2 separate regions of the Homo sapiens genome follow, and region 2 is linked to region 1. Evidence: read pairs that join two places in POLR2A ChIA-PET (ENCODE). Cell type or tissue: K562. All regions are shown on one strand. Each heading gives the region's core, and the rest is flanking DNA. Links, peaks and the distances in the headings are about the cores only. Region 1 has its middle 38 kb from the start of IGSF11. Region 2 overlaps B4GALT4 (beta-1,4-galactosyltransferase 4).

What was found. Peaks named below come from ENCODE experiments on the same cell type or tissue, not always from the same donor. Only the 100,000 strongest peaks of a DNase experiment are listed, where the experiment ranks them.
Region 2: POLR2A ChIA-PET joins it to region 1 with 6 read pairs; 2 of 35 experiments call an interaction of 5 or more read pairs at or near these places.

The regions. Positions count from the first base shown.
Region 1 is chr3:119,065,312-119,081,297 of GRCh38, forward strand. It overlaps a transcript of IGSF11 not described here. Among named protein-coding and RNA genes, the nearest start is that of IGSF11, 38 kb to the left of the region's middle. In K562, for the core only: no CTCF peak of the experiment used is centred there; no DNase peak of the experiment used is centred there.
Region 2 is chr3:119,196,703-119,212,688 of GRCh38, forward strand. B4GALT4 (beta-1,4-galactosyltransferase 4) reads right to left here. Exons shown (of 8, transcript NM_003778.4): 8 at 15,040-15,979. The coding sequence ends at 15,847. It overlaps UPK1B (uroplakin 1B), which reads left to right. Exons shown (of 8, transcript NM_006952.4): 7 at 2,355-2,438; 8 at 7,215-8,441. The coding sequence ends at 7,265. Among named protein-coding and RNA genes, the nearest start is that of B4GALT4-AS1, 22 kb to the right of the region's middle. RefSeq lists enhancers at 9,645-10,171, 10,172-10,696. In K562, for the core only: no CTCF peak of the experiment used is centred there; a DNase peak (open chromatin) is centred at 14,799.

The DNA.
Region 1 (15,986 bases), core at 6,136-8,635:
GATTTTTTTGAATGCCAAATCATCAGTGTATCTGTGAAATCTCCTGGTCATCATCATGGGATATGTTTTTTACATATAATTGGATTTTTTTAATGTATCTACTTTCATGACACAGTGGTCTGTAATTTTTTTTCCTTGTAATTTCCTTGTCAGTTTTTAGAATCAAAATTACGCTGGCCTCACAAAAAGCAAGGAAGCAGGCGGGGGGCAGTGGCACACGCCTGTAATCCCAGCACTTTGGGAAGTCAAGGCAAGTGGATTACCTGAGGTCAGGAGGTTGAGACCAGCCTGAGCAATATGGTGAAACCCCGCCTGTACTAAAAATACAAAAATTAGATGGGCATGGTGGTGTGCAACTGTAATCCCAGCTACTCGGGAGGCTGAAACAGGAGAATTGCTTGAATCCGGGAGGTGGATGTTGCAGTGAGCCAACATCGCACCACTGCACTCCAGCCTGGGTGACACAGTGAGACTCTGTCTCAAAAAAAAAAAAAAAAAAAAAAGCAAGAAAGCATTCCTTGTAGTATTCTGTTTTATAAAAGAATTGTGAAATATTTGTTTCACAAGAATTTCACAAATTCTTAGAAGAATTTACCTGTGTATTCATTGAATGTGTAATTTTCATCAGGGGAGGGCTGTTTTTTAATGGACAACCTTTTAAATAAACATAAAACTTCAGGTATTTTATTTCTTCTTTCAGCTTTGGTTAGTAGTATTTTTTTAAAATGCATCCATTTCATCATAATTTTCAAAACTTTGATGTCTATAAAATCCATAGTAATGTCCCCCTTTTCATAACTAATGCAAGTAACTGTATTTCTTTTTTTATCATGGTGAAACAGGCAGACAACAGTTAGGGCCCACCTGGATTAACTGATCCAGGATGATCTTATCTCAAAATTCTTAATTAAATCTGTAAAGATCCTTTTTCCAAACAAGGTAACATTTGTTAGGACATGGACATATCTTTTTGGGTGTCACCATCCAGCCCATTATACCTTGGTTTGCAACAGTTTCATGATAATATGCCTACGTATAGTCTTTTTTGGATTTACCATATTTATAGTTTGCTGTGATTTATTTTCAAAGTTTTGGGATATTCTCAGCTGTAATCTCTTCAAATATTCCTTCTTTCCCAACTCTATCTTCTCTCTGGATCTCTAATTAAACATATTTTAGATTCTAAGTATGATTCATATAAAGTAGTGTGCTGGAGCAGCTCATACCAGCTTGTCAGAGCCAATTGTTAAATATTCAGGAATTCTGTGAGATTGTTGTTAAATCATTGGTAGCTTGAAATCATCCATGGTTGACAGTATTTACACCATGACAGTCAGCAAACACTGCAAATTGATACTTTATTTTTCCCAGAGAACTGGATTGTCATCGTACCACTATACCTGTTTGCTATACTCCAGTTTGTTCTTTCGATCCTTTTGTCTTGCCATGCTTCAACTTGGGTATTTTCTCTTGAATTGTCTTCCAGTTCACTTAATCTGTGTTCTGCTGTATCCATAAAACCTATCTATTGAGTTCTTGATTTCAGATATTATACTTTTTAGTTTTATACATCTATTTCATTTCTTAGAGATTCCAATTCTCTGGCAACATTTTCCACCATTTTATCTATGAGTCCACATTTTCCATTATTTTCCAAATATATTAATCACAGTTATTTAAATTTATTGTCTGCAAATTCCAATATCTGGACCACATGTGGCCCGAGCATAACTGTCTGCTTTTTTCTTCATTATACATCCTATTTGTCTTGCCTCAATGTAAATCTAGTAGCTTTTTATTGTATGCTAAGCTCCATGTATTTAAAAAATGATACAAAGCTCCAAGTAATGTTATCTTTCACCAAAGAGTTTCTTCTGTCCTGTACTAGCGTATAGGATGAGTGGTTGGCTGATTACCTCAATCCAATTACGGAGCTGGGTTGGAGCTGAGTTTCAGTGTTAATAAAAGTCAAGTCTACCTCTGGCTCACCTCTTTTCCTCAGGCTCTCATGAGCTTTCTTCTGGAGATCCTGGTGAGCTTCCCATTCTTCAGTTCTAGCAAACTGTAGATCCAGCTCTGCCCTTCCAAGGTCCTCAGCCCACCTTCAGCCTCTTGCCTCCTACATTTTAAAATCTAGCAAATATTTTCAGGAGGAAATCAACTGTATCTTTAAGGAAGGTCCCCTCCCTTGGTGGGTCTTTGTTTCCTAAGTTATCATGAGACTGCAGGGAATTTCACTCTGCCTTTTAGAAGCTTTCAGCTTAGCTCTTCAGCTCCCTCGTAATACCAAAACTTGACTAACGTACTGTGGGGAAAAAACTTTAGATTTTTTTTTAGACATGCATCTAAAGTGCTTCAAGTTTCCTCTTTTCCATTCTAACCCTGAATGACTACTAAAAACTTTATTTCATGTATTTTGGTCTCCGTGAAGTCCCTCTACTTAGATCAAGCAGGATCCTCAATCCATGCCTAGAACAGGCAAAAGCCCCAGAGGGAGGCATTTGTTCATTCACCTACCCTCTCTAGATTCTTCCCCCTCTAGGATTTTAGTATTATAAACTTGCTCTTACAGGTATCTGATACCTTTAAAAACGTATTTGTAATTTATCTGGCCATTGCAATGGAAACATTGGCCTGCTGCAATCTACATACATCTTACCTGTTAGTAGATGTCAATATCCCTAGTAGATTCTAATGAGTAGCCAATCTTAAGCAATACTGACTGCATCTAAGAAACTATTACAAGGTTGAGGTCTAAGTTGAAGTACTTAGGTTCTCTCAGCTTTCCCTCACTGCTACAAGATAAATGGGTCTTCACCTATCATGCCTATCATGTTCCATGCTGGAGAAAGGAGACCGTCCATAGAGCAGAAAAGGCATACCAGCAGTGGATCACTAACTTTTGAAGTATTTGCAGATGTCCTAACCACAAACTTCCATTTGTTTACATCATTGACCCAAACCATATTATTTGTCCACTTCTACCTATAAGGGAGGCTTGGAAATGTAATATTTTAAGCTTGAGTACATTATTGCCCCCATGAAAACTTCATAGCAAAGAAAAAGAGAAAATGGATATTAGGTGGGCAGCTAGCAATCTCTGCCACAGTTCCATTCTTAGCACTTCTTTTAGCTTCTTTCTTATCTGACTAATAAATTCCTCTCTATAATTGCACAAGAGAAAAATTATTTTCTGCTCCAAGTACTTATCAAAAACCCAAAGAACATTATGCCATTTAATATTTGCATGCTAGCAGCATGACTTCCATATCTGTAGTGGTCCTTTATCAATGAGAAGGAAATAATTTTACTGGCAACACATTTCTCTGTCATTCAGCTCTTCTCTCTAATAAGAAAGTTTTTAGTAAATAATTTATTTACTGATCTCTGCCAAACTGCTTTTGAGGACTCTAGCTTTCAAAGAAACTTTAGAAATAAGTTTTAAGCAGAACAGTATTTTAAAATAGCTTCATACTGACTCACATGATAAAAGGACAATGGTTTATTTATTCTAAAAAAGAGATCATAACTTACAGTCTTTCTTAAGTAAAGCATGCAATTAGAGCATATAAAGGTATGATTTATGAGTGACAATGGTTATTTTCTTTTTTTTTTCTTTTTTTTTTTTTTTTTGAGATGGAGTCTTGCTCTGTCTCACAGGCTGGAGTGCAGTGGCGCAATCTCAGCTCACTGCAAGCTCCGCCTACCAGGTTCATGCCATTCTCCTGCCTCAGCCTCCCGAGTAGCTGGGACTACAGGCACCCACCACCATGCCTGGCTAATTTTTTTGTATTTTTAGTAGAGACAGAGTTTCACCGTGTTAGCCAAGATGGTCTCGATCTCCTGACCTCGTGATCTGCCCTGCCTCAGCCTCCCAAAGTGCTGAGATTACAGGCGTGAGCCACTGTGCCTGGCCAACAATGGTTATTTTCCATATCTTTGGTAGAGAGGAGAGACAACATGCTTACATTTTAGTAGGTTGGGTTGGTAATTAGACCACAAAAACAATGAGTGAGTGAAATATATTGCCATGGAAATTAATTGAGTCAACATTAAGTATTTTGAAACAATGAGTAGAAAAATCCTTTTGGAAATGATCTTATTGAGAGGGTGAAGGAAATACTACATGACCATTGTAGTCTTTGAGATTTTATGAATAAAATATAATTATGGCTTAAAGACATCTGATAAATACATATATTGATTATGAAAAGGCCTAATTTCAGATAATAATAAAACCCATGATACCCTCCACGATATCCTGCAAGTAGCAGGGTAGGTGATAGAAAACTGCTAGATATTACTGTTAACATTTTCACAGTAAATAGAAATTCAAAAACCAACTTCTCTTTTTGGACCTTTCAGAATAAACAAAATTAGGAAAACTAGTTGAAGCAAAAAGGGAAAAAAAAAAATCACATACTTGCCACCAATTAAAAAGGTGCTACTTTGTTAACAGTTGCTCACTGTTTCAGGAGAAAATTTTTTACTTCTCAAATTCTGTTTCAGGAGAAAATTTTTTACTTCTCGAATTCTGTTGTCATGGCAATAAAAACTGAGACCTATTTCTTCCCAGTTCTAAAACTCCCATATAGCAATGATTCACTCGAGTATGAGACAACCCTGTAAGAAAAAGCAATGGGTAGGAGGAAGTAACATCTGTTGAGCCCCTACTAGGTGCTAGGCACTTTGCAGCATCTCATTAACATTGGGAAATATATTCCGTTTAAAAGGAGGAAACTGAAGCTCACAATGAAACTTGATCAAGAATACATAAGAAGTGAAGTTGGAATTCAAAAGTTCTGGAATTTAGAACTCATGCTTTACTCCCTTTATCACAGTTCTTCTAGACCAAAACAGTAGATTATGTAATTTTTAACCCCAGGCCCTCAGCAAGAATTTCAGATGTGTTTTTTCCTTACTCTTTTGAAAACTGAAAACAAAAATAAACGAATCTTCAACCAAAAGGGCTTACCACTTTTCCTGGGTGCCTGCATATAGCAATTGCTGGTAATTATACCTATGTCTGAAATAATGTATTACAATATTGTTCTAATTAGAATATTGATATATATTTGAAATACATAAGGGAAGAATGTATAAAGTGATGGGAGTTGAACTGACTAAGCAAGCATACCAAAATAACTACTGATTAAGGATACTTCATGCAGTCTCAAAATTTAACTACTTTAAGATGATTTTTAAAATCGTGTCCTATCTGGACAGCTAAGGATCACATCTTCTGCTGTGCAGGTAACATTCAAGTATCTACATTAAGAGTTTATGTACATGTTTTTTTATTCATTCCTTCTTTGTTTTTTGTTGTTGTTGATGTTTGCTTTGTTTTGGTTTGGGTTTTGGGGTTTTGAATTTTTTTTCCTAAATGAATACAGATATAGAGGCACCTGTGGAATAAAGACAAGAGGAAATTGGGGACAATGATCAGGATGCTGTGCCATTTCTCTCCATGTCTATACTGGAGAATGGGTTCAAATTCTTCCGAGAGCAGTATTAGGGCAAAAGGCTAAAGGAAGTATATTCATGACAGGAGGCTCTGAACACAACATAGCTACTTTTTTGTCCAAGTGATCATGTGCAATACAGAATCACAGAGATTATTTTTCCTTTCCTCTAACACTACTGTGAACATACTTTTGGCCTACAGTAGGTAGAGAACAGAATACCCATATGAGTAGCACCCTCAAAAAAAGCTGTTGGGAGAAATGCTTCTCCCTGGTGGCTTGCAGTTAGGAGGCTTACACAAGAGTGAAAGAACACAGAAGTTTTCATGAGCACATGTGAAACACCAGAATCATAGAGCTTCTATGAAACAACTGGAAAACATTTTTGAGAGGAGGATGAAGTCCTGCAAGACCAGGAAGAGATAAGAGGCAAAATGGGCATAAATGACCATGGCCACAGTACTACTCACATAATTTGTAATTATTTATTCCCATTCTGTGTGTTGTCTTTTCACTTAATACTGTCCCTTCATGCACAAATATTTTTAGTTTTGATGTAGTCCAAATTATCTATTATTTCTTTTGTTGCCTGTGCTTTTGGTGTCATATTTAAGAAAGCATTCCTTAATCCAAGGCCATGAAGATTTAGACCTCTTATCCCTTCTAAAAATTTTATAGTTTTAGCTTTTATATTTAGTTTTTGATCAATTTTGAGCTAATTTTTGTATATAGTGTGAGGTAGGGGTCCAACTTCATTATTTAACATTTGGATATATAGTTGTCCAAGCACCATTTGTTGAAAAGACTATTCTTTTCCCATTGAATAATTGGGCATCCTTCTCAAAAATAAATTGACCATATATATGAGCATATATATAATTTCTGGACTTCTCAATTATATTCCATTGATCTATATGTCCATCATCATGCCAGAGATACATTGTCTTGATTCCTTTAGCTTTATAGTAAGTTTTGGAATCAGTAAGTGTGAGTCTTCCCACTTCATTTTTCTTTTTCAAGATTGTTTTGGCTACTCTGGGCCTTCATGATATCCATATGAATTTGAGAATCAGCTTGTCAATTTCTGCCCAACGAAAACAAAACAGCTGGAATTTTGACAGGGATTGTGCTGAATCTCTAGGTTAATTTGGATTGTCATATTAAAAATATTAAGTCTTTTGATCCACAAACATGGAATGTCTTTCTACTTATTTAGGTATTCTTTAATTTCTTCAGGAAATACAAGTCTTGCACAGGAATAAAAAATAAGAGACTCTAGGAGAATATTCCAAGAAAAGAAAAGTTGCCTAAAAACTTTCAAATTTCCATAAGGTCTGGCTATATTTAGCACGTCTTCCGTGAGATTTCTTTGTTTCCGTACAGTAAGTTCACTATATTTAATTTAGCTTGAGTGGGTTTCTCTTCCTTGCAAGCAAATGATCCTGAGCTAAGGCATTATCTATCAAGATTAACAAATAAGCCTTTTTAAAAATCAGAAACTGTCCCCAAATCAGAGCAGTACTAAACAGCAAAGTTGAGATTTGAACTCAGATCCAGCTAACTACAATATCCATATTTTTCCCACTACCATCTTTTATGACTCCTTTAATTGCTTGCCAATGTATCTTTAAGAGTTAGGTTGTGTCCAGAATTGGTGGGTTCTTGGTCTCACTGACTTCAAGAATGAAGCCGCGGACCCTCGCGGTGAGTGTTACAGTTCTTAAAGATGATGTGTCCGGAGTTTGCTCCTTCTGATGTTCGGACGTGTTCAGACTTTCTTCCTTCTGGTGGGTTTGTGGTCTCGCTGGCTTCAGGAGTGAAGCCGCATACCTTCGTGGTAAGTGTTACAGCTCTTAAGGCAGTGCGTCTGGAGTTGTTCATTCCTCCCGGTTGGTTCGTGGTCTTGCTGGCCTCAGGAATGAGGCTGCAGACCTTTGCGGTGAGTGTTACAGCTCATAAAGGCAGTGCAGACCCAAAGAGTGAGCAGCAGCAAGATTTATTGCAAAGAGCAAAAGAACAAAGCTTCCACAGTGTGGAAGGGGACCCGAGCAGGTTGCCACTGCTGGCAGGGGCAGCCTGCTTTTATTCCCTAGTCTGGCCCCACCCACATCCTGCTGATTGGTCTATTTTACAGAGAGCTGATTGGTCCGTTTTGACCGGGTGCTGATTGGTGCATTTACAATCCCTGAGCTAGACACAAAAGTTCTGTTAAGTCCCCACTAGATTAGCTAGACACAGAGCACTGATTGGTGCATTTACAAACCTTGAGCTAGACACAGCACTGATTGGTGCACTTACAAACCTTGAGCTAGACAGAGTGGTGATTGGTGTGTTTATAAACCTTGAGCTAGACACAGAGTGCTGATTGGTGTATTTACAATCCTTTAGCTAGACATAAAGGTTCTCCAAGTCCCCACCAGATTAGCTAGATACAGAGTGCTGATTGGTGCATTCACAAACCTTGAGCTAGACACAGGGTGCTGATTGGTGGATTTACAATCCTCCAGCTAGACATAAAAGTTCTCCAAGTCCCCACCTGACTCAGGAGCCCAGCCGGCTTTGCCTAGTGGATCCCGCGCCAGGGCCACAGGCAGAGCTGCCTGCCAGTCCTGGGCCGCGCATCTGCACTCCTCAGCCCTTGGGCGATCGATGGGGACTGGATGCCATGGTGCCATGGAGCAGGTGGTGGCGCCCATCGGGGAGGCTCAGGCCGCATGGGAGCCCACCGTGGGGGGGCTCGGGCATGGTGGGCTGCAGGTCCCGATCCCTGCCCTGCGGGAAGGCAGCTGAGGCCCGGTGAAAATTCTAGTGCAGTGCCGGTGGGCCGGCAGTGCTGGGGGCCCGGCGCACGCTCTGCAGTTGCTGGCCCAGGTGCTAAGCCCCTCACTGCCCAGGGCCGGGAGCACCGGCCGGCTGCTCCAAGTGTGGGGCCACTGAGCCCACACCCACCCGGAACTCGCGCTGGCCTGTGAGCACTGCACACAGCCCCGGTTTCCACCCACGCCTCTCCCTCCACACCTCCCACAAGCAGAGGGAGCTGGCTCCCGCCTCAGCCAGTCCGGAGAGGGGCTCCCACAGTGCAGCGGTAGGCTGAAGGGCTCCTCAATCATGGCCAGAGTGGGCACCAAGGCCAAGGAGGCGCCAAGAGTGAGCGAGGGACGCGAGGGCTGCCAGCACGCTGTCACCTCTCAAGGTCATCTAAATATATATGGACCCAACACTGGAGCACCCCGATTCATAAAACAAGCTCTTAGAGACCTGCAAATAGACTTAGATAACCACACAGTAATAGTGGGAGATTTCAACACCACACTGACCATATTAGGCAGATTATCAAGGTAGAAAGCTAACAAAGATATTTGGAACCTAAACTTGACAATTGACCAAATGGACCTAACAGACATCTACAGAACACTCTACCCAACAACAACAGAATATACATTCTCATCTGCATATGGCACATACTCTAAAACTGATGACATATTTGACCATAAAACACTTCTCAACAAATTTAAAAAAATAGAAATAACACCAACTACATTCATGGACCACAGTGCAATAAAAAAAGAAATTAATACCAAAAGGTCTCTCAACCCCATATGATTACGTGGAAATTAAACAATCTGCTCCTGAATGACTTTTGGGTAAACAATAAAATTAATGCAGAAATCAACAAATTCTTTGAAAATAATGACAGTACAGATACAACATAGTGGAATCTCTGGGACACAGTTAAAGCAGTGTTAAGAGGAACGTTTATAGTGTTAAACACCCACATCAAAAAGTTAGAAAGATCTGGGCCAGGCACACGAGATTACATACCTGTAATCCCAGCACTTTGGGAGGCCGAGGCAGGTGGATCACAAGGTCAGGGGATTGAGACTATCCTGTGAATGGTGAAACCCTGTCTCTACTAAAAATACAAAAAATTAGCCGGGCATGGTGGCAGGTGCCTGTAGTCCCAGATACTCAGGAGGCTGAGGTGGGAGAATGGCATGAACCTGGGAGGCGGAGCTTGCAGTGAGCTGAGATCGCACCACTGCACTCCAGCCTGGGCGACAGAGCGAGACTCCGTCTCAAAAAAATAAATAAAATAAACAAAAAAAAAGTTAGAAAGATCTCAAATTAACCTAACATCAGACCTAGAGGAACTAGAAAAACAAGAGCAAACCAATACCAATGCTGGCAAAAGAAAAGAAATAACCAAAATCAAAGGTGAAACGAATGAAATGGAGATGCAAAAAACCATACAAAGGATCAACAAAACCAAAAGATGGTTCTTCAAAAGAATAAGTAAGATAGATATACCACTAGCTAGACAAATAAAGAGAAAAGAGAATCCAAATAGACACAATCAGAAATGACAAAGGGGACATTACCACAGACCTCACACAAATATAAAAATTCCTCAGGAACTACTTTGAACACCTCTGCACACAAACTAGGAAACCTAGAAGAAACAGATAAATTCCTGGCAATATACAACTTCCCAGGATCAAACCAGAAAGAAATTGAAACCTTGAAGACACCAATAATTAGTTCTAAAATTAAATCAATAATAAAAAACCTACCAAGCAGAAAAAATGCTGGACCAGATATAATCACCGCTAAATTCCACCAGAAGTAAAAGAAGATCTGGTACCAATCCTACTGAAACTATTCCAAAAAAACAAAGAGAAGGACTCCTACCTAACTCATTCTATGAAGTTAGCATCATTCTTATACCAAACCTAGCAGAGACACAACAGCAAACAAAAACATTCAAGCCAATATCCCTCATAAACGTAGATGCAAAAATCCTCAGCAAAATACTAGCAAACCAAATCAAGCATCACATCAAAAAGCTAATCCCACTGTAATCAAGTAGGCTTTATTCCTGGGATGCAAGATTGGTTCAACATACACAAATCAATAAATGTGATTCATCACATAAACAGAACTAAAAACAAAACCCAAATGATCATCTCAATAGATGCACAAAAAGCTTTTTATAAAATTCAATTATCTCTTCATGTTAAAAACCCTCAACAAGAATCAATATCGTGAAAATGGCCATACTGCCCAAGGTAATTTATAGATTCAATGCCATCCCCATCAAGCTACCAATGACTTTCTTCACAGAACTGGAAAAAACTACTTTAAAGTTCATATGGAACCTAAAAAGAGCCCTCATTGACAAGTCAATCCTAAGCCAAAAGAACAAAGCTGGAGGCATCACGCTACCTGACTTCAAACTATACTACAAGGCTACAGTAACCAAAACAGCATGGTACTGGTACCAAAACAGAGATATAGATCAATGGAACAGAACAGAGCCCTCAGAAATAATACCACACATCTACAACCATCTGATCTTTGACAAAACTGACAAAAACAAGAAATGGGGAAAGGATTACCTACTTAATAAATGGTGCTGGGAAAACTGGCTAGCCATATGTAGAAAGCTGAAACTGGATCCCTTCCTTACACCTTATACAAACATTAATTCAAGATGAATTAAAGACTTAAATGTTAGACCTAAAACCATAAAAACCCTAGAAGAAAACCTAGGCAATACCATTTAGGACATAGGCATGGGCAAGGACTTCATGTCTAAAACACAAAAAGCAATGGCAACAAAAGCCAAAATTGACAAATGGGATCTAATTAAGCTAAGGAGCTTCTGCACAGCAAAAGAAACTACCATCAGAGTGAACAGGCAACCTACAGAATGGGAGAAAATTTTTGCAATCTACTCATCTGACAAAGGGCTAATATCCAGAATCTACAAAGAACTCAAACAAATTTACAAGAAAAAAACAAACAACCCCATCAAAAAGTGGGCAAAGGATACAAACAGACACTTCTCAAAAGAAGACATTTATGCAGCCAACAGACATACGAAAAAATGCTCATCATCACTGGCCATCAGAGAAATGCAAATCAAAATCACAGTGAGATACCATCTCACACCAGTTAGAATGGCGATCATTAAAAAGTCAGGAAACAACAGGTGCTGGAGAGGATGTGGAGAAATAGGAACACTTTTTTTTTTTACGTTGTTGGTGGGACTGTAAACTAGTTCAACCATTGTGGAAGACAGTGTGGCAGTTCCTCAAGGATCTAGAACTAGAAATACCATTTGACCCAGCGATCCCATTACTGGGTATATACCCAAAGGATTATAAATCAGGCTGCTATAAAGGCACATGCACACGCATGTTTATTGTGGCACTATTCACAATAGCAAAGACTTGGAACCAACCCAAATGTCCACAATGATAGACTGGATTAAGAAAATGTGGCACATATACACCATGGAATACTGTGCAGCCATATAAAAGGATGAGTTCATGTCCTTTGTAGGGACATGGATGAAGCTGGAAATCATCATTCTCAGCAAACTATCATAAGAACAAAAAACCAAACACTGCATGTTCTCACTCATAGGTGGGAATTGAACAACGAGAACACTTGGACACAGGAAGGGGAACATCACACACCAGGGCCTGTTGTGGGGTGGGGGAAGGGGGGAGGGAAAGCATTAGGAGATATACCTAATGTAAATGACGAGTTAATGGGTACAGCACACCAACATGGCACATGTATACATATGTAACAAACCTACACGTTGTGCACATGTACCCTAGAACTTAAAATGAAAGAAAAAAGAAACATCACACTGTACCTCATAAATATGTACAATTATATGTCAATTTAAAATAAAATTTAAAAAGAAAAAAAACCCTCAACAAACCAAGCATCAAAGGAATATACCTCAAAATAAGAGCCATCTATGACAAACCCACAACCAACATCATACTGAATGGGCAAAAGCTGGAAGAATTCCCCCTTAGAACTGGAACAAGACAAGAATGCCTACTCTCAACTCTCCTATTCAACATAGCACTGGAAGTCCTAGCCAGAGCAATCAAGCAAGAAAAAGAAATAAAAGGCAGCCACATAGAAAGGAGAGGAAGTCAAACTATCTCTTTTTACAATGATGTGATTCTATACCTAGAAAACCCCATAGTCTCTGTCCAAAGGCTCCTGGATTTTATAAATAACTTTAGCAAAGTTTGAGGATACAAAATCAATGTACAAAAATCAGTAGCATTTCTATACACCAATAGCGTCCAAGCAGAGAGCCAAATCAAGAATGCAATCTCATTCACGAGAGAATAAAATACCTAGGAAGGCAGCTAACCAGTGAGATGAAAGATCTCTACAACAACAATTACAAAACACAGCTGAAAGAAATCAGCAATGGCACAAACCAATGACAAAACATTCTGTGCTCATGACTAGAAAACATCGATATTATTAATATGGCCATACAGCCCAGAGCAATTTACAGATTTAATACTATTCCTATCAAACTAAGGCATTTTTCATAAAATTAGAAAAAACTATTCTAAAATTCATATGGAACCAAAAAAGAGACTGAATAGCCAAAGTCATGTCAAAGAAAAAGAACAAACCCAGAGGCATCATACTACCTGATGTCAAGTACTATACTACAAGGATACATTAACCAAAACAGCATGGTACTGGTACAAAAACAGAGACCATGACCAATGGTACACCAATACAGCATGGTACTGGTACAAAAACAGAGACCATTACCAATGGGACAGGTTAGAGAACCCATAAATAAAGCCACATACCTACAACTGTCTAATCTTTGACAAAGTCGACAACAAGCAATGGGGAAAGGACTCCCTGTCCAACAAATGGTGCAGGGATAACTGATTAGCCATATGCAGAAGATTGAAGCTGGATGCATTCCTTTCACCATTTACAAAAATCAGCTCAAGATGGATTAAAGATTTATGTGTAAAACCTAAAACTATAAAAACCCTAGAAGAAAATCTAGGAAATACCATTCTGGACATAGGCCCTGGCAAAGATTTCATGATGAAGACTCCAAAAGCAATTGCAACAAAAAGAAAAATTGAAAAATGGGACCTAACAAAACTAAAGAGCTTCTGCAAAGCAAACAAAACTATCAACAGAGCAAACTGACTACCTAAATAATGGGAGAAAATATTCACAAACTATGCATCCTACAATGGTCTAATATCCAGAATCTATAGGGAATTTAAACAAATCAACAAGCAAAAAACAAATAACCCCATTTAAAAATGGGCAAAGGACAGAACAGAAGTGAACGGACATTTCTCAAAAGAAGACATACAAGTGGCCAACACGCACATGAAAAAATGTTTCACATCACTAATCATTAAAGAAATGCAAATCAAAACCACAATGAGACACCATCTCACACCACTCAGAATGACTATTATTAAAAAGTTAAAAAATAGGCCGGGCATGGTAGCTCATGCCTGTAATCCCAGCACTTTGGGAAGCCGAAGTGGGCAGATCACCTGAGGTCAGGAGTTGGAGACCAGCCTGATCAACATGGTGAAATCCTGTCTCTACTAAAAATACAAAAAATTAGCCGGGTGTGGTGGTGGGTGCCTGTAATCCCAGCTACTTGGGAGGCTGAGGCAGGAGAATCACTTGAACCCCAGGAGACGGAGGTTACAGTGAGCTGAAATCACGCCATTGCACTCCAGCCTGTGTGACAGGAGTGAAACTCCGTCTCAAAAAAAAAAAAGTTAAAAAATAACAGATGTTGGTGAAATTGCAGAGAAAAAGGAATGCTTATACTCTGTTGATGGGAATGTAAGTCAGTTCAGCCACTGTGGAAAGCAGTTTGGAGATTTCTCAAAGAGCTTAAAGAGAACTACCATTCAACCCAGCAATCCCATTACTGTGTATATACCCAAAGGAATATAAATCATTCTTTCATAGAGATACGTGTACATGTGTGTTCATTGCAGCACTATTCACAATAGTAAAGACAGGAATCAACCTAGATGCCCATCAATGGTGGGCTGGATAAACAAAATGTGATGCATATATACCATGGAATACTATGCAGCCATAAAAAAGAATGAAGTCATGTCCTTTGCAGCAATATGGATGCAGCTAGAAGTCATTACTCTAAGCAAATTAATTCAGGAACAGAACATCAAATACCGCATGTTCTCTTCTGCAAGTGGGAGCTAAACAGTGAATACATAGGGACACAAAACAGGGAACAAAAGACACCAGGGCCTACCTAAGAGTGGAGGGTATGAGAAGGGTAAGGATCAAAAGACTACCTATCGGGTACTACGCTCACTACCTGGGTAATGAAATAATTTGTACACCAAACCCCAGCAACATGCAATTTACCCATTTAACAAACCTGCACATGTACCACCTTGAACCTAAAATAAAAGTTGGAAGGAAATAAAAAAGGGTTAGGTTAAATTGCAGCCCTACTAAGTAAGTAATTATTTATCTATCAAATTGCACATCTGCCTCCATAGGCAATTTTTCTTAAATCATATTTATAATTTTACATATGACTCTCTAAACTGCTTAGCTGAAACCCCTAGAAGAATTTCCCTTTTATAATTTTTCTATGCTTAGTAATGGAAGCTTTGATTCTTTATACTCTGAGGATTATGGGAAACATTTTTTCTTTATTCTTGAATATGCTTCTATTAATATATTCTGGCATCATACTGGCTTTTAATAATACTACAATTCTATGATCCCTCTCATTTTACTCCAAAAAAATTATGGACATTTGCAAACCACAGCTTTGTACCAATCAATATGACAGTGTGCAAAAAAGTAAAGACTATCCATACAATTTCAGCCGACAGATTTTCTTCTCTTATTTCTTAATAACAGTGGGAAGTCTTCTGCAAGAACAAGTAACACTGAAGAGACAAAGCCCAGAGAGGAGGGGCAGAAGCCTGAGATGGTGTATTTTTAGTCATTTTGATTAAATTATGGAGATGTGAAGTTGATAATTTATTGAAGGGGAACAGGGAAGTCTATGTAAATGTTTGCAGATGAATAATTAATGTGACTTTCCTACATAACTAGGCCTTTAATTAAAGCCACTGTGAAACAAAGAAAGAACCAAAGAGCACAATTATTATAGCAGCTAATTGTAACTTTCTTATCCTAAGTACTATTTGAAAGTCCATGCTTAATTTGCATCTTTAAAGGAAGATAGCTCAGACCTAGGGTGACAGTTGCTTTTTATCCCAGTTTAACTAATTCCCCACAAATCAAAAAATCTATTAATATATTAATGAATTTCCTCCTACTAAAATTTTACCCAAAAAGTTTCAGGGTTTATTTATTGTTTTTTTTTCAATGTATTAATTTTCATTTTAGGGAAATATATTGGTACCTCTCAGTAACTTAGAAAGTAAAATGAATACTCAATGTTTTTAAATACTAATTGTGTAATGTGTTGTTTCACATGTTATTTACAACAGCTGATTGAGCATTTGACTGTCTAGTGAGTATTTTTCATGTCTTTCATATTTTATTCTTTACTATCTCCTTCTTACTTTTCATCCTCATAGTCCCATTTTTCGTCTGTTTCTCTTTTGCTCATTTTTATTCTCCTATTTCTGTCTTTCACTTCTATTTTTGTCTCTATCTTTCCATCTGCCTTGCTTCTCCTCATAA
Region 2 (15,986 bases), core at 13,487-15,986, 140 kb after region 1:
CTAATTTTTGTATTTTTAGTAGAGATGGGGTTTCACCATGTTGGCCAGGATGGTCTCGATCTCTTGACCTTGTGATCCACCCACCTCAGCCTCCCAAAGTGCTGGGATTAAAGGAGTGAGCCACCGTGCCCAGCCTGGTTTTTGTTTTGTTTTGTTTGAGAGACAGGGTCTCACTCTGTCACCCAAGCTGGAGTGCCATGCTGCAATCACAGCTTATTGCAGCCTCAAGCTCCTGGGCTCGAGTGATCCTCCTTTCCACCTCAGCCTCCCAACTAACTACAGGCATGTACCACCAGGCCTGGCTAATTTTATTTTTTGTAGAGATGAGGTCTCACTGTGTTGCCCAGGCTTCACTTTTTGACAACCATATTGTAGGTTTTCAGGATCTACAATGCACAAATGTGCTGCTATAGCTGTGAAGACTAACAAAATTAGGGAAGTCACTATAAGCTTGTTAATAGTAGAAATTAACTAGAATTTCACACAGCATGTCAGATGCAAATATATATATATTCTATGTTATGGTTTATGTGACTCAGAAATGCTATGTGCAAATTGTGATCACTATACCTCAAAAATGTTATAATAAAATGAAGGAAGATCAAGTAAAGTACCACTAAATTGACTAGCATCACGAAAAGGCACTAAATGATGGTGAAAAAAATGGGGCTTCTGTCTGTGAGCTTCATGAAGGCAAGGCCCATTTCTGTTTGCCACAGCTAAATGCCCAGCCAGTACTTGGCACCTGGCATAAGTGGGCCCTTATATATATATTATTAGATGAACGACCACCTCCCAGGATTGTTGGGAGGACCAAGGAGTAGCAGATATGGGAGTGTTTTGTGAACCATCAAGTGTGTTGCAAATTATACTATTGTAAACATTAATGTTCCATTCATTCTGTAAATGTTTATTACGTGTCTACTATGTGCCAAGCACTTGTTCTAGGTTCTAGAAATTCAACAGTGAACAACATAAAATCCCTGCCCTCATGGAGCTTGCATTCTAGCATGGGAGACAGAAAATAAACATGTTACCAAACAAATACATGATAAAATTCCAGGCCCAAATAGGCCATGAGCAGAAATAAGGCAGGGTGAGTATATAGAGTAGGATGGAGAAAGGGTCTTTTTCTCTGTCACTGTCAGGAAAGGCTTTGTTGAGATGATATTTGCAGAGGTTTGAATTAAGTGAGAAAATGAGACACCGGAAGATTGGGGAGGAAAGTTCTACAAGAAAGGAGTTGTGAGTGCAAAGGCCCTTAAGTGGGAGCAGGCCCAGCTTTTTGAAGGAGCATAAAGGAGATCAGTATGACAAAGTCAGAATGAGTGAAGGATGAGTAGATGACAAGGATGGAGCTAGATTTTTTGTGGCTGGAGTCCCCCACCCCCACCCTCACACACAAATTATAGGGAAGGATCCTTCTTAGGAAAAACAATAAAAATATGCATACAAAATTAGGCACAGGGCCTTGAAAGGGTCTTGCAAGTAAGGGGCCCTGAAGCTTAAGCTCATTCGCTTTATAGAGAAACCTCCTCTGGTAGTGGAAGATGGGGTGAGAGGCAGAGCCGCATGGTCCATGGAACCAGCCCTGGTTATTGCATTTCCTAGGCATTCCCTTTGGTTCCCAGAGCTTTGGTAGAGGCTGCTCAGATGGCAGCTCTAGCCTTACATGCGTGTATCACTCCAGAACTTTGCACAGTGACTAGGATAGAGTGCGCCATGTATAAATACTTACTGGATTGTGGCATGCATGAATGGATGATTTGGTGAATAAAAAAATTATTCCTTTGCATGCTCACTGTGACCCTTCAAGGTCTCACTAGAATCCAGTAAAGATATGTTGAAATATAACATCAAATGAGAATTCAGGGAGCATAATGCAGGAGTTCCTTTAATGATTATTAAAAATGGCAACAGGGGACCTCTGGTTTTCATGGACAGAAGCATTTTTATTCAAAAACAAACAAATCAAAAAGTAACTGCCTCCAAATAAATCACCAACGAAGCCTTTGGGGAGGGAAAAATTCTAATTGAATTAAGATTTTTGAATTTATTGTCCACATATTCAGTATAGAAAGAGGGTTATGCTAAAATAGCAGTACTTTTTAGTGAGATTAAGTGATAAAGACACAAATAAATGTGTTGTGGAATCATTGTTCAACAGTATTGTTTATGTTCCCTTAGTAAAGCACTATTAGTAGCTGGCTGTCCTCAGAGATGTGGAAATAGCCTGGATATGTGAAATCAGAATTTTGAGTAGCATTGATTCCAATAGGAACCTGCTTTCCCATCAATCTCTTCTCTGCTTTCTGGTTCTTCTCACACTAATGTGGAATTGCCCACTCCTTCAGGGCTGCTATGAACTGATCTCTGGTCCAATGAACCGACACGCCTGGGGGGTTGCCTGGTTTGGATTTGCCATTCTCTGCTGGACTGTGAGTATTTCCCAGCACATATTTTATCTGAGAGGATGATCATACGGAGAGACCTTGAGAGTGCCACTGGTTACCTCAACCACACTAGAAAGTCTAGAAACAAAACCTCAGGCCTGAAGGCTAGTCAGGAAACTTCTGGCACCGGAAGAAGGACAGTGGGTTCTCTTGAGAGGCAAGGAGTTAACTTCCCCTACCAGGGAAAGGCTGTGCCCTGCCAACCAGCTCCTTCTTCCGGCTGATGGGCAGCTGCCTTTAGAGGGCTGGAGAGCCTCTTTCCCTTGCCAGAGTTCTTAGTGAACTGCTCCTCCTGGTCTCCAGATCTCATTAATTCATTTCATCCACATATCAAAGACTGTCACCTATCTAGATGGCCCCTGCCTGATACTAATATGCCCAGATCCTTCTAAAGAGCTGCCTCTGGCAGATTCATCCTTTCCTACTGCCCACTTTATCTGACGCATATGCAGCAAGAGGTTGGAGCGGTGGTTCTCAGCCCTGGCTACACATTAAAACGCCATGGGGAAACTTTTTTTAAAAATTGCTTGGATCCCAACCTCTGAGACTTCGATTTAGTTGACCTGGGGGTTGAGCCAAGGCACTTTTATTTCCCCCAGATGATCTGCTGTCAGGGTTGACAACCATTGCCTTAGAGAAGCAGTCACAAACTTTTGATTTCAGAACCCCTTTACACTCTCAAAAATTATTGAGGACTCCAGAAAGCTTTTCTCTATGTGGCCTATATCTATTGGCATTTACCCCATTGGAAATTAACATAGAAAAATTTAAAATATTTATTTTAAAATAATAAGCCCATTAAAAGTTATCACAACACATTTTTGTGGAAAAACAACTATTTTATAATAGTGACTTTTTTGCAAATCTCTTCAATGACTAGCTAAATAGAAGACAGTTAGATTCTCATATTTGCACCTTCATTCAATCTGTTGTAATATGTTGCCTAGGTTGAATGATCTGGAGAAAATGCATCCTTCATATAGACATGTAATTAAAAAAATAGTGCTTTAATAATATTCACCCAGTAGCTGGGACCACAGGTGCACACCATTGTGCCTGGCTAATTTTTTTATTTCTTGTAGAGACAGGATCTTACTTTGTTGCCTAGGTTGGTCTTGAACTCCTGGCCTCAAGCAATCCTCCCACCCTGGCCTCCCAAAACACTGGGATTATGGCCATGAGCACTGCACCCAGCCCACAAGTAGTAGCTTCTTAAAGATCAGTTGCAATTTGGAATCTGAAATTCTGTTAATGAGCTTTTCATACTCTGTTATGTTAAAATATATTACATTGGTTTGTCTTGCACTTTGCATATATCTTTCAGCCATTTATAATTCTATAACATCATAGATTGCTTATTTGGAAAAAATATTAGTTCATTGTGTTATGCAGATCTTCCAAATGTTAACTGATTTATGTATGCAATATCCAGAAAATCACATGTGGCATTGATATTGCCACATGGAAAATACCTTAAGCAATGGAATGCTATCAAGTTCACGGTGACAACTACAAGTTTTCCAAGGTTCTGATTTTTGCTTGAAAGTTCAAATTTATCATTGGCAATGAATATTGTCAGTTGTTTTCCTTGAAGTGACAGACTCACTTTGTAAATTTTCAAGAAAATATCTGCCACATGTCCAAGTCCAAACAACCATAGCGTGTCTGTTCATCATTTTTTAAAGTAAAAGTGGTGTTTCCTTTTAATCATGCAAGTGCTTTTAAGACAACCATATTACACTATGCAACAGACTGTTTTATGAATGAATACTTCCTTTCTGTCATGCAGAATATTTAAAAAGATGTGTACTCAAAGGCCAAAATGTAATAAAATTAGTAGTTCTTACTGCTTCATTGAGGACAATCTCAAGTGAAACTGGCTTTTTAAATTTTTTTTTTTTACTGCAAGTGCGTAGCAGTGAAGACACAATGATCACTAACAAAGTTTAGTGACTCTGCCTTGATTCTTGCTAATACTCCAGGAGTTTTACTTCCCACTGCATTTACACCATCAGTGCAAATATGAAAACAGTGAAAAAGGCAAATAAATTCTCATTGTTATTCAGATAGCCTTACATAATGGACTTCTGAACTGTCCCTCAGGTGTTTACTATGTGTATTAGTCCATTTTCATAGTGCTATGAAGAAATACCCAAAACTGCATAATTTATAAAGCAAAAGAGGTTTAATAGACTTACAGTTCCACATGGCTGGGGAGGACTCACAATCATGGCAGAAGGCGAAGTAGGAGCAAAGGCATGTCTTACATGACGGCAGGCAACACAGCGTGTGCAGGGGAACTGCCCTTTATAAAGCCATCAGATCTCATGAGACTTATTCCCTATCACGAGAACGGCACAGAAAAAAACCCGGTCGCATGATTCAATTATTTCCCATCGAGTCCCTCCCATGACATGTGGGGATTATAGGAGCTACAATTCAAGATGAGATTTGAGTGGGGACACAGCTAAACCATATCACTATGCTTTAAGAAATGCTAGCTTAGGGGGTGATAAACTGAGTGAGGCAGGAAGGAGAGGGAAATCAACTCCTTCAAGGGGTCTTTTATGATCCCTCAACCCAACCTGTTAGGAGCTCTCACAACATCCTGAGCACACCTCTATGATGGAACTTCTCCATGATGATGTATTTGACTGCAAAAAGCTGAGAACTAGCTGTTCTTTGTACCCCCAGTGCCAAGCATAGCATGTAGTAAGGGCTCAAGCATTTGTTGAATGAATGAAAGGTAACAGTGAAGTTTCTATTTGTGCCATATTAGCAGGAACTGTGGGATAATGTTTAAAGGCTTTGAGTATCTTAGAACTCCAAACCAGTTGTAACCCTTGATTTTCCACAAGTATCAAATAAACTCTAGATCTAGTTAATTCCCTCTTGAAATTCAAAAGAGGGAAGGGAAGGGAAGGGAATTAAATGATTAAATGTATTGAGGGCCTGCTATAAACAAGGTACCATGTCAAATATTTTTAATATTAAATCCCCACAACAGTAGCTAAGCAGGTAGCCAGTGTCCTGTCTTACAAGGAGCAGAGAAATTCAGTGGGGCTCTCAAGAATTGTGCTTAATAAGAGCTCTTAAGCATGCCCATTTCACTGTTGCTTGCAAGGGGCTTTTTCTTAGTGATTAACTAGATAAGCTCTGAAGCTGACTGCTTGGGTTTGAATCCCACCTCCACCACCTACTAGTTCTATGACCTTGGGTAAGTTACTTCTCTGTGCCTCCGTTTCTCCATAGGGTTTTGGAAGCATTAACTTCAGTTATATGGGTAACACTTAGAATAGTGAGTGATGCATAATAAGGTATTCTAATAAACATTAGACCCTGTTATTATTTCATTATCTCATTCACTGCTCTAGCTTGGGGTAGGTAGAGATGTTATATTTATTTTATAAATGTAGAAACTGAAGCTCAGGAAATTTAAGTGACTTGGCTAAAGTTACCCAGGAGTAAGTACCAGATCTAAAACAGAGCCCAAATAAACTAAAATAAAACTCAGCCCTTGCCTAAGTCAGATATCTTGAGTTCTGTGGCATTCTTCAGAGGCAGCCATTCCAGGGCACAAGCATTTTAGGAAAAAATAGAAGTTCCCTGGGAGAAGTTTAATACTAGAAGCAAGGAATGCTTACCCCGAAATGGTACATACTAGAAACAGGAAGGCATTGGAGGATAAGTGGCCTTGATGGCAAAAAGAGTTTAGCACAGACGAGAAGGGCAACCCCAGAAGACAAGGAATCTAGGATGAGAACTGGGATCAGAACGTGGGGAACACAGAAGTTGCTTCTGAGTGGCAGGTAATAAGTGATGCTTTGGAGCAGGATGGATTTGGTGTCACATCTGGCCCAGTGATGTTGCTTATAACGAGATTACTCTTAAAAATCTGATATCTAGGCCAGGCGTGGTGGCTCACGCCTGTAATCCCAGCACTTTGGGAGGCCGAGACGGGCAAATCACGAGGTCAGGAGATCGAGACCATCCTGGCTAACACGGTGAAACCCCGTCTCTACTAAAAATACAAAAATTAGCCGGGCATGGTGGCGCGTGCCTGTAGTCCCAGCTACACAGGAGGCTGAGGCAGGAGAATGGCGTGAACCCGGGAGGCGGAGCTTGCAGTGAGTCAAGATCGCGCCACTGCACTCCAGCCTGGGCGACAGAGCGAAACTCCGTCTCAAAAAAAAAAAAAAAAAAAAAAAAAAAATCTGATATCTAACAAAGACATGGAACCAACCCAAATGCCCATCAGCAATAGACTGGATAAAGAAAATGTGGTCCATGCACACTATGGAATACTATGCAGCCATAAAAAGGAATGAGATCATGTTTTTGCAGGGACATGGATGAAGCTGGAAGTCATCATCCTCAGCAAACTAACACAGGAACAGGAAGCCAGACACTGCATGTTCCCTCTCATAAGTGGGAGTTGAACAATGAGAACACATGGACAAAGGGAGGGGAACAACACACACCAGGGCCTGCTGAGGGGTGAGGAGTGAGGAGAAGGGAACTTAGAGGATGGGTCAACAGGTGCAGCAAACCACCATGGCACACGTACATCTGTGTAACAAACCTGCACGTTCTGTACATGTATCCTGTTTTTGTTTTGGTTTTTTAGAAGAAATAAAAACAAACAAACAAAAAAATCTGTTGTCACCTAAGCCTGAATGAACCTAACATCCACTTTTTCCAAGAATGAGATGTTTCTAAAACAATCCCTTGTTTATTTTTCCTTGTTTTTTTCTATTCCAGTTTTGGGTTCTCCTGGGTACCATGTTCTACTGGAGCAGAATTGAATATTAAGCATAAAGTGTTGCCACCATACCTCCTTCCCCGAGTGACTCTGGATTTGGTGCTGGAACCAGCTCTCTCCTAATATTCCACGTTTGTGCCCCACACTAACGTGTGTGTCTTACATTGCCAAGTCAGATGGTACGGACTTCCTTTAGGATCTCAGGCTTCTGCAGTTCTCATGACTCCTACTTTTCATCCTAGTCTAGCATTCTGCAACATTTATATAGACTGTTGAAAGGAGAATTTGAAAAATGCATAATAACTACTTCCATCCCTGCTTATTTTTAATTTGGGAAAATAAATACATTCGAAGGAACCTGTGTTATCACAGTAACCCAGAGCTGTATTTGGCTAGCAATCTGCCTGTATCTCTCACTATTATCTAAAAGAAACCTTCCAATGCTTCTGTTGATCTCAGTATTGTCAGGGGAACAGAGAAGTTGGGAAAAGATTACTGAAATATACCTTTTGCATTTCTTTCTAGAGTAGCTCCCATATATGGAGATGGGTGATTCTCTTGATGCCACCTTCAGATCCTTTTATTCTCCAGAATAATTCTTAACAGTGGTTCAAATTTCCTTTCATACCTTGAAGTATGTGTTTAGTAGCCTCAATTCTCCATTAATTAAAAGTGTGGGCTGGGCGTGGGGGCTCATGCCTGTAATCCCAGCACTTTGGGAGGCCGAGGTGGGCAGATCACCTGAGGTCAGGAGTTCAAGACCAGCCTGGCCAACATGGTGAAACCCCGTCTCTACAAAAATACAAAAATTAGCCAGGCGTGATGGCAGGTGCCTGTAATCCTAGCTACTTGGCAGGCTAACGCAGGAGAATCACTTGACCGGGAGACAGAGGTTGCAGTGAGCTGAGATCGTACCTATTGCACTCCATCCTGGATGAAAGAGCCAGACTCTGTCTCAAAACAAACAAAAAAGCGTGGGGACTTCTGGGGACAGACAAGGTGCCTGTTATATATTTACTCAGTCTTTGCCCTGAATGGTCTCAGCTTGAGACCATTTCAAACTGGAGAGAAGCAAGCCAGCCAATAGAATGGGGTGATTTACAGGGATTTCTGTTTACTGTCAAAATATTTCTCATCTGCACTATGTTTCCATTTGTGGTCCTGAAGGAAATTCTTATAACTCAACATTTGTCTGGTCTTATAAGTAAAGACAGCTTTAAAATCTGTTCACTTTCATTTTTACCAATGTCATATATGAGTCTAACAAAATGGGTTTTCCAACAGAAAAGCCTAAAGCATGGGAATTAAAGTGGAGGAGGTAGAAACTGCAGACACAGGGTGTGGCTTCCTGCTGGATGCTGGCAAACGCTGCCTTACAGTTAAACGGTGGGAACTTCTACGCTCACTTTTACTTTTTGCTCCTGCTACACTTACCCCAGAAGCAGTGATGAGACTAATGCTCTTCAAATCATTTACCTCATGCAATTGAAAGCAGTGGAAACCTCGCCCATGCTAACTGCAGAACTGTGTGTCCTTCATGAAGAAAACACTTTGGCGTCCTGCTCCCAGCTGACTCAGACGCAGGCAGCACCCCCATCCCATGCCCCCACCGGGTACCTGTGAGTGAGGCTGAGCGTGGGGGTAGGGGAAAGACAAGGAGGATTGGAGGGGACTTGCCTTGGTTGTAAAGCTGGCGCAGGAGCCCGATCCCTGATTCCCAGGAGAGGGAACCAAATGTCCATGTCCTGACAGCACAGCCAGTTCACCTCTCCTTGGCCTGCCTTGTCTCTCCTGAATGAAGATCATGGGATATCGAGATAAATGACACCTGTGCTTGGCTGAGAAGGTTCTCTCTGTGGTCCTTTAGAAGACAGGAGGACAGGGAAGGAGCTTCCTCTGGGCAAAGCTTTGAAACAGCCGTGCTCTCATTTTCCTCCGCACACTCTCTCCTGTGTGTTCTGGTGCCTTTTGCCTCCACCACTCACTGGGCTTTCCAGTGCCCTCACCTCCCGACTGCCTGAGCAATTCCTGCCCCAAACCCACTCCTACTTCCCTTCCAGGGCTTCATGCTCCAAAATTCTCTCTACATACAAAATTCCCCGCCTCCCTCCCCCCCCCCCTTTTTTTTTTTTTTTTTGAGACAGAGTTTAACTCTTGTTGCCCAGGCTGGAGTGCAATGGCACGATCTCGGCTCACTGCAACCTCCACCTCCCAGGTTCAAGCGATTCTCCTGCCTCAGCCACCCAAGTAGCAAAATTCCCTTCTTATGATTAGATCTCGGCTAGGTTAGGGGAAGGCCTTTTTGGAAACCAATTCATACTAAGGAGTGGGTGACAACTCAACTCCACTCTCTCAATCTCTATGACGTTTTCTTGATAACTGAGGTTGATCTCTAGTTGGTGGAATCCAGCACAGCAGTGGGAGCATGAAAGAGCCATTGCGGGACAAGATGGCCCACCTACTATTCCTTAAATCTTATCCCCTGACTTCCTTACCAAGCAATAACTAAAAGAGAAGGGGCCGTCAGTGAGCCACTGCCCCCTGCCCCCTCTCCAGCTAGTTTCCTTCCTGCAGCCTCAGCCTCCTTTATAGAAGGTGCAAAGTCCACTATAAATGGGGGCAGGCTCTGCTCCTTCCAAAACCAAATAAGGTCCTAAACACAGGCACCCACTATGTCCTGGGGCTCCAACACTTGAGGAGGACACACCTTTCAGCTAAGACAGAAACGAGGTCTGAGGATCACCCTGCAGAGAGTCTGGCCATTCAGGACTCCTGTGCTTCCCTCTACAGGGCTCTCCTGTTTTAACCTCAGGACAGTTTCTATTCTGCCCAGTTCCTGCTCCCATGTCCCTCCACCTTCCCTGGAGGCCCAGCCTTGCCCCTCTTCCTTCTGGCTCCAGGGACTGGAAGTGGCCCCAAGCCAATGCTCAGGCAGGCCCAGGCTCAGCCCCAGCCCCAGCCCCAGCAAACCAGGGAGGCAAAGGGGAACCAGGCGGCTTGGCTCTAGGGATCTGGCAGCTTGCTGAGTGTGAGACAGGCCCAGACACAACTATCTTGTGAAACTTCCCTCTTCAACACCTGCTTATCAGGTGGGCAAAGAATAATTACTAACACCAAAAATGTGTCAGGCTAATTTGGGTAAGTTTTACTTGATTGCAACGCCAGGCGGGTCATCATGCTCTCTTGGCTGGCCATTTCCATCCCTAGATTGCTCCACAGGCTCCTGGCAGGCAAACAGTCTGTCATTTAATTTTTAAAAGCCCATTGCTCCTACTTGTCAGCCTTGTAGCTTTTCTTTCTCTACATCAGCTGGAATAAACAGGAACTGCTTCTATTTTAAACAGAAGATCAGATATTTTCTGGCTACCCATAAAAGGAATACTAGTCATGTGAACTTGAAAATCTAACCTCCTCTCAATCTCACACCCCCACCCCAACCAATCTGACAACCTGTGTTGTGGTTGAGGAATTAGAAACTAAGCTGGTTTCTCATTTCTATTGATGGAACAATTTCCTTTCTCCTTCTGGGTCTAGTATTTCCTCTAGTGTCTCTTCCAGATCCTTCTCAGCCTGTATAAGTGAGACTGAATCAAAGAAGAACCCCAAAGAAGGGTAGCTATAGACTACTGAGTTTGCTATTGTATTATAAGGCTCAAGTGGCCAGATCCCGTAAAGGGATCCAGAAACATTGTAGAGAAAGGCAGCCTTGCCGAGAAACAGAGATCCCATACACTTCTCCAACCAACCCTTCCCCCAGCACACGCCCCCACTCCACATTGTTAAGACACAAATAGTCAAATCCTGGAGTTTGGAGAAATGGTACTGTCATGCCCTACTTTCTAGTGGTTTCTACCCTGAGTTCCTCTTGAAAAAGAACTACAGAGCAACAGATGCTGGTGAGGCACTCACAACTAGGCTCAACTATTCTCCTGTTAGACATAAACAATCTCACAGAATACCAGCCTCATAGGGTCACTCTGAGACCATGACAAAACGAGGCAAGCCAAGGCCACTGCATAATTTTGTCTATGCATAGACAAAAACAAGGTCACTGTGCCACCCACAAAAAACCAAACACCTGCTTTCTTGGCTAAAATTAGTGACTGCTATGTCTTCCCAATTACAGCTTTATTCTCTTGCTAGTCTCCCTCCCTACAAATAAAACTTATTGAAATAAACAACCATGGACTTGCCCCTGCTTTCTGATAATATCCAACAGAGCAAACCCTTTCTTGGACCCTCCCCAAATGACCCAACCAAAGCCCAAATGCTGTAATAATTCTAACTTCCTTCTACTGAGTTGCTTCATGGATCCCCCATGGTGTGTTCTCACTCACTGCAACGATTGCAACTAGTCACAATCCCAATTTTTTTCAAAATAGAGCTCTTGAATTTATTCCTCCAACTGAAATTTTGTACCCTTTGATCAACTCTAACCCAATTAATTTATCTGCAATGTGTTCCTGGGGGGTTTTGGCTGAAGAGCATTGACACTCTCCAAGTTAGTCTTCCAATCCTTATTTCCTCTAGGAAATAGGATGTATTTATTCCTTCCTGGTGTAGGTGTATTTATTTATCCATCACCATGAAGTGGTTAAGAACATGAACTCTGGAGTCAAAGTACTTGGCTCCAAATCCCAGCTCTTTGACAAGTCACTTAGCTTCTTGGAGCCTGCTTCAGAAAAACTGGTCTCTCCTCACACAGGACTGGGAGGATTCAGTAAGATACGTACAGTGTGCATCGGTCTATAAGAGATGCCAATCAGGAGGTTATATCAAGGAAACTGATACAGAGCAAGCACTTAGTTTATTATTATGTCCCACCCTTCACCAACCTCTGCTCCAAGCCCCCACATCTCTCTCTCATTCTCTCTCTCTCTCTCTCACACACACACACACACACACACACACTCACACTCCACACATGGGCACACAAGGTTTGATAATTTTATTTAAATCTTAACAATTATCAATGGAACAATGGAGGCTTTACCTGTACAGGTGTACTTCCTAGGGGTGGAACCTCTAAACCACTCCCTTGTGTATACTTTTAGAATGATCAGGCCCTCTCAGCAGGTATAAGATGGTTATGCATATACAAAAAAATCAACGAAGGTAGAAATAGCATAAAATATCGAAGGCACTAAGGATAGAGGGTTTTTTTTTTAAGTTATAGAATGTGATTGGTGAAAAAGAACTTATGAAATGTACCTGAATATGCTTCATCTTGCAGAACATGTTAATGGTTTTTGGTAGGGACTGCATATATGAATAGGATTGGGGAAAGTGAATTTCAAGTCTGGGAGAAAATGTCTTTTATCTCACTCAAGTCCATTCACAGAGCATTTTGGGGCTCCCAGGAAATCTATCCATTGGGGCTTGAGTGGAAGTGATGGGGGTAAGGGCAGAAAAATTACAGATGGAGTTGGGGACAAAGTTCTGAGAGCAGCTGAGAACAGGAATGCACTTTCCAGGGTCCAGACAATACTAACTCTCTGTAGGAATTAAGACAATGACACACATTCAGGAAAATTACCACAAAGAAGTAGAGAAGCCAAGAAGAAGGCAATATGATGTAATGGTCTTGAAAGTCAAAGGGCCCGAGTTTTGCTCAGAATCTGCCATTTGCTGCCTGTGAGACTCCTGGCAAGGCACCCTCCTGGCTGAGACCTCTACTTACTCAACTTACTCAACTGCCCTCTTACCTCAAGAGTCAGAAGCATCGGCCAGGCACATTGGCTCACGCCTGTAGTCCCAGTACTTTGGGAGGAAGAGGCAGGCGGATCACCTGAGGTCAGGAATTCAAGACCAGCCTGGCCAATATGGTGAAACTCCGTCTCTACTAAAAACACAAAAATTAGCCGGGCATGGTGAGGCATGCTTGTAGTCCCAGCTACTTGGGAGGCTGAGGCAGGAGAATCACTTGAACCCAGGAGGTGGAGGTTGCAGTGAGCCGAGATTGTGCCACTGCACTCCAGCCTGGGTGACAGAGTGAGACTCTGTCTCAAAAAAAAAAAAAAAAAAAAAAAGAGTAAGCGGCACCAATAAAGTGTGTGTAAAGATATCACAAACTGCAAAGCACTATAGAAATGAATGCCAGTATAGGTGAGGAAAAAAAATCAATGAAAACTTCAAAGTAACACACTCTTTGTGTTAGGTAGTTGTGATATCCAAATAGCCTGCCCCCACATAATCCTTAGCAATTATAGTAGGCATAGCTGTCTCTACAATATTTAAAACAGTAGGCCTCTTTGGCAACTATGAGAAAATGCACAGGGCAGGAACTGGAGGAAGCCAGTTCCTTTGAAGCCAAACCCCCTGCCCAGTGGGGAGGCAAGAGCAGGGAGGGAGGCAGCAGTGAGTGGGCAGGCGGCCTCATGCCCCGTGTCACCAGCCTTTGATGCCCCAGTGCAGGGAAAGTGTCACAATGGCAGTGTCAAGGTCTTAAAAAACTATCTTCCACCTCAAGAAGTTCCATAACAAGTCATTTAAGGGACTTTTAGATTATCTTGGTTGAAAGAATTACCTGAAGAAAAATAAAAGGCATCATTCAGTGGTTTCCAACAGTTAAAAAATTGCAGATGTCAAAAAAACACAAGAGAGTTTCTGCATGGTACTAGCTATACTCCATTTCCATTGAGTAAGAAATTGAGTTCTCAAATACAGATCTTCAAATTCCTTGCACACACCATTCTCTTCCATTGCCCTTCCCAACCATGATGAGGGAGGGACCTACAACCTCTCAATTACCGTCTGTTAATATGGTCATAGTCAAGCAAATTGGGAGAGAGCTCTAGACAAAGTTTCTACAGAAAAGAGAAGGGACAGTGAGGGAGAGATTTACTCAACAGACTACAGCCTCATTAGCAAATCTCCCAAGAATGAAGCTCCTTTACAAAGTTTGAGCAAAAAACATGAAAACCCTGAGTATTTCTCTGCTAAGTAAAGAAAAAAACATGGCCGGGCACTGTGGCTCACACCTATAATTCCAGCGCTTTGGGCACCCCAGGCAGGCAGATTGATTTTGAGCTCTAGAGTTCAAGACCAGCCTGGGCAACATGGTGAGACCCCATCTCTACTAAAAATACAAAAAAATAGCTGGGAATGGTGGTGTGCGCCTGTGGTCCCAGCTATTCAGGAGGCTGACGGGGGGAGGATTGTCACTTGAGCCTGGGGGGTGGAGGCTGCAGTTAGCCGAGACTGCACCTCCGCACTCCAGCCTGGGTGATAGAGCAAGACCCTGTCGCAAAAAGAAAAAAAAAAAAAAAAAGGAAAAGAAAAATAACCACTTTTGCTCTTTTGCTCCCTGTGCTGAGTTAAAAGCTAAACCAAGCTAGCCCTAGGTAAACGTTTCATGCCTATGAAGTGTATTGTCCTTTCAAATTCTCCTTCCCCACTTGGGTGGTGACAACTCCTGTTTTATCTTAGGAGCACCAAACTTCCTACTCCCTCTCTCCCTGCTTGGGAAGGATTAGATATTATTTAAACTTCCTGGCTGGCACTCATTCTTGTTAAAGTTTAACTGTTGAGGTGTCATACAATAATGATGGATTGAGAACCCCTAGGGCTTGCATGATAAGCATAATGCATTCACGGAGAGGCCCAGGGAGTGAGACATGGACGGGCCTATCGTAAGATTGGAGCTGGTTCCACAAGGAGGTCACAAATGAGACAAACAAGAGAGGGACAGAAGGACGGGAGACAGAAGTAGTGGAGGGCTTTGTTTCATTTGTTCTGTTTTTAAGCTCTTTAGAATTATGGATACTGAAATGAACATATCTGTAGGCCTCAAAGAACAATAAAAAACACGAAGGAACACTCAAAGCTTTTTCACATTTTACTACAGAGGTATTTGATAGACATATTTATTATTAGTTAATATGTAAACTTGTAAACTGCTAATTCATATCCTACTTGTACAAAATCATTTTACAAAAACTCTTTAAAAACTAATAGAGAATGTATTCTCTGGTGGGCATCACTGGAAGGCATACCTGGGCAGGTCCTCCCCTGAAGGCTATCAGCAGCTGCAACCAGCTCAGCTACTGCTGCCTTTGCAGCCGACACTCCACCCTCCTGCTACCTCTTCATTCCCAAGTTCACTGTGTCCTGATTCGTCGCCTTTTCTCCCCTCTTTTGTGGACGCCTTCTCACCTGACACCACCACTTCACAGATGATTGTACAGGATAAATGAATAACAGTATTGTATCTTCGTACCTTTCTACCTTGGACGAGAACAACTCTGGTTCTCTCAGACATTCAGCAGTCTTATTTCCTGTGGCCTTTTATCCCATAATATATTACTTCAAATTTAAATAAATCTCCTTCAACCAGAGTCCTCAAATAGCGTTCATTTTATCCTTTGAGTCATCCTTTTATATAAAGTCCTTCAAGTATCCATATTACAATATTTAACCCTCATGATCAAAATGACTAAGAAAGCTGTCTTGTTACAACTGTTTTATACTCTACATCACCAGGAGCTCTGCTAAGAAAATACAAAAAGGAAAAATTCAGCTCAACAATGAGCTGTAACAGGTTCTTAATGTGTGCTACTATTTGAAGTCTCTAGGCCAAAATTATTGCAAACAAAGAATCAGTTCTTCCAAACATCACCAAAAGACCCAGGGTCATGCACCAAACCAGAAATCCACTGTGATGTTGATATATAAAGGATTGTGTTCCACAGATACTAATTTATAAGAACAACTACTCAACCCATCTGTTCTCCAGACTCGTGACACTTGGTGTAAGAGCTTCATCCTAAAGA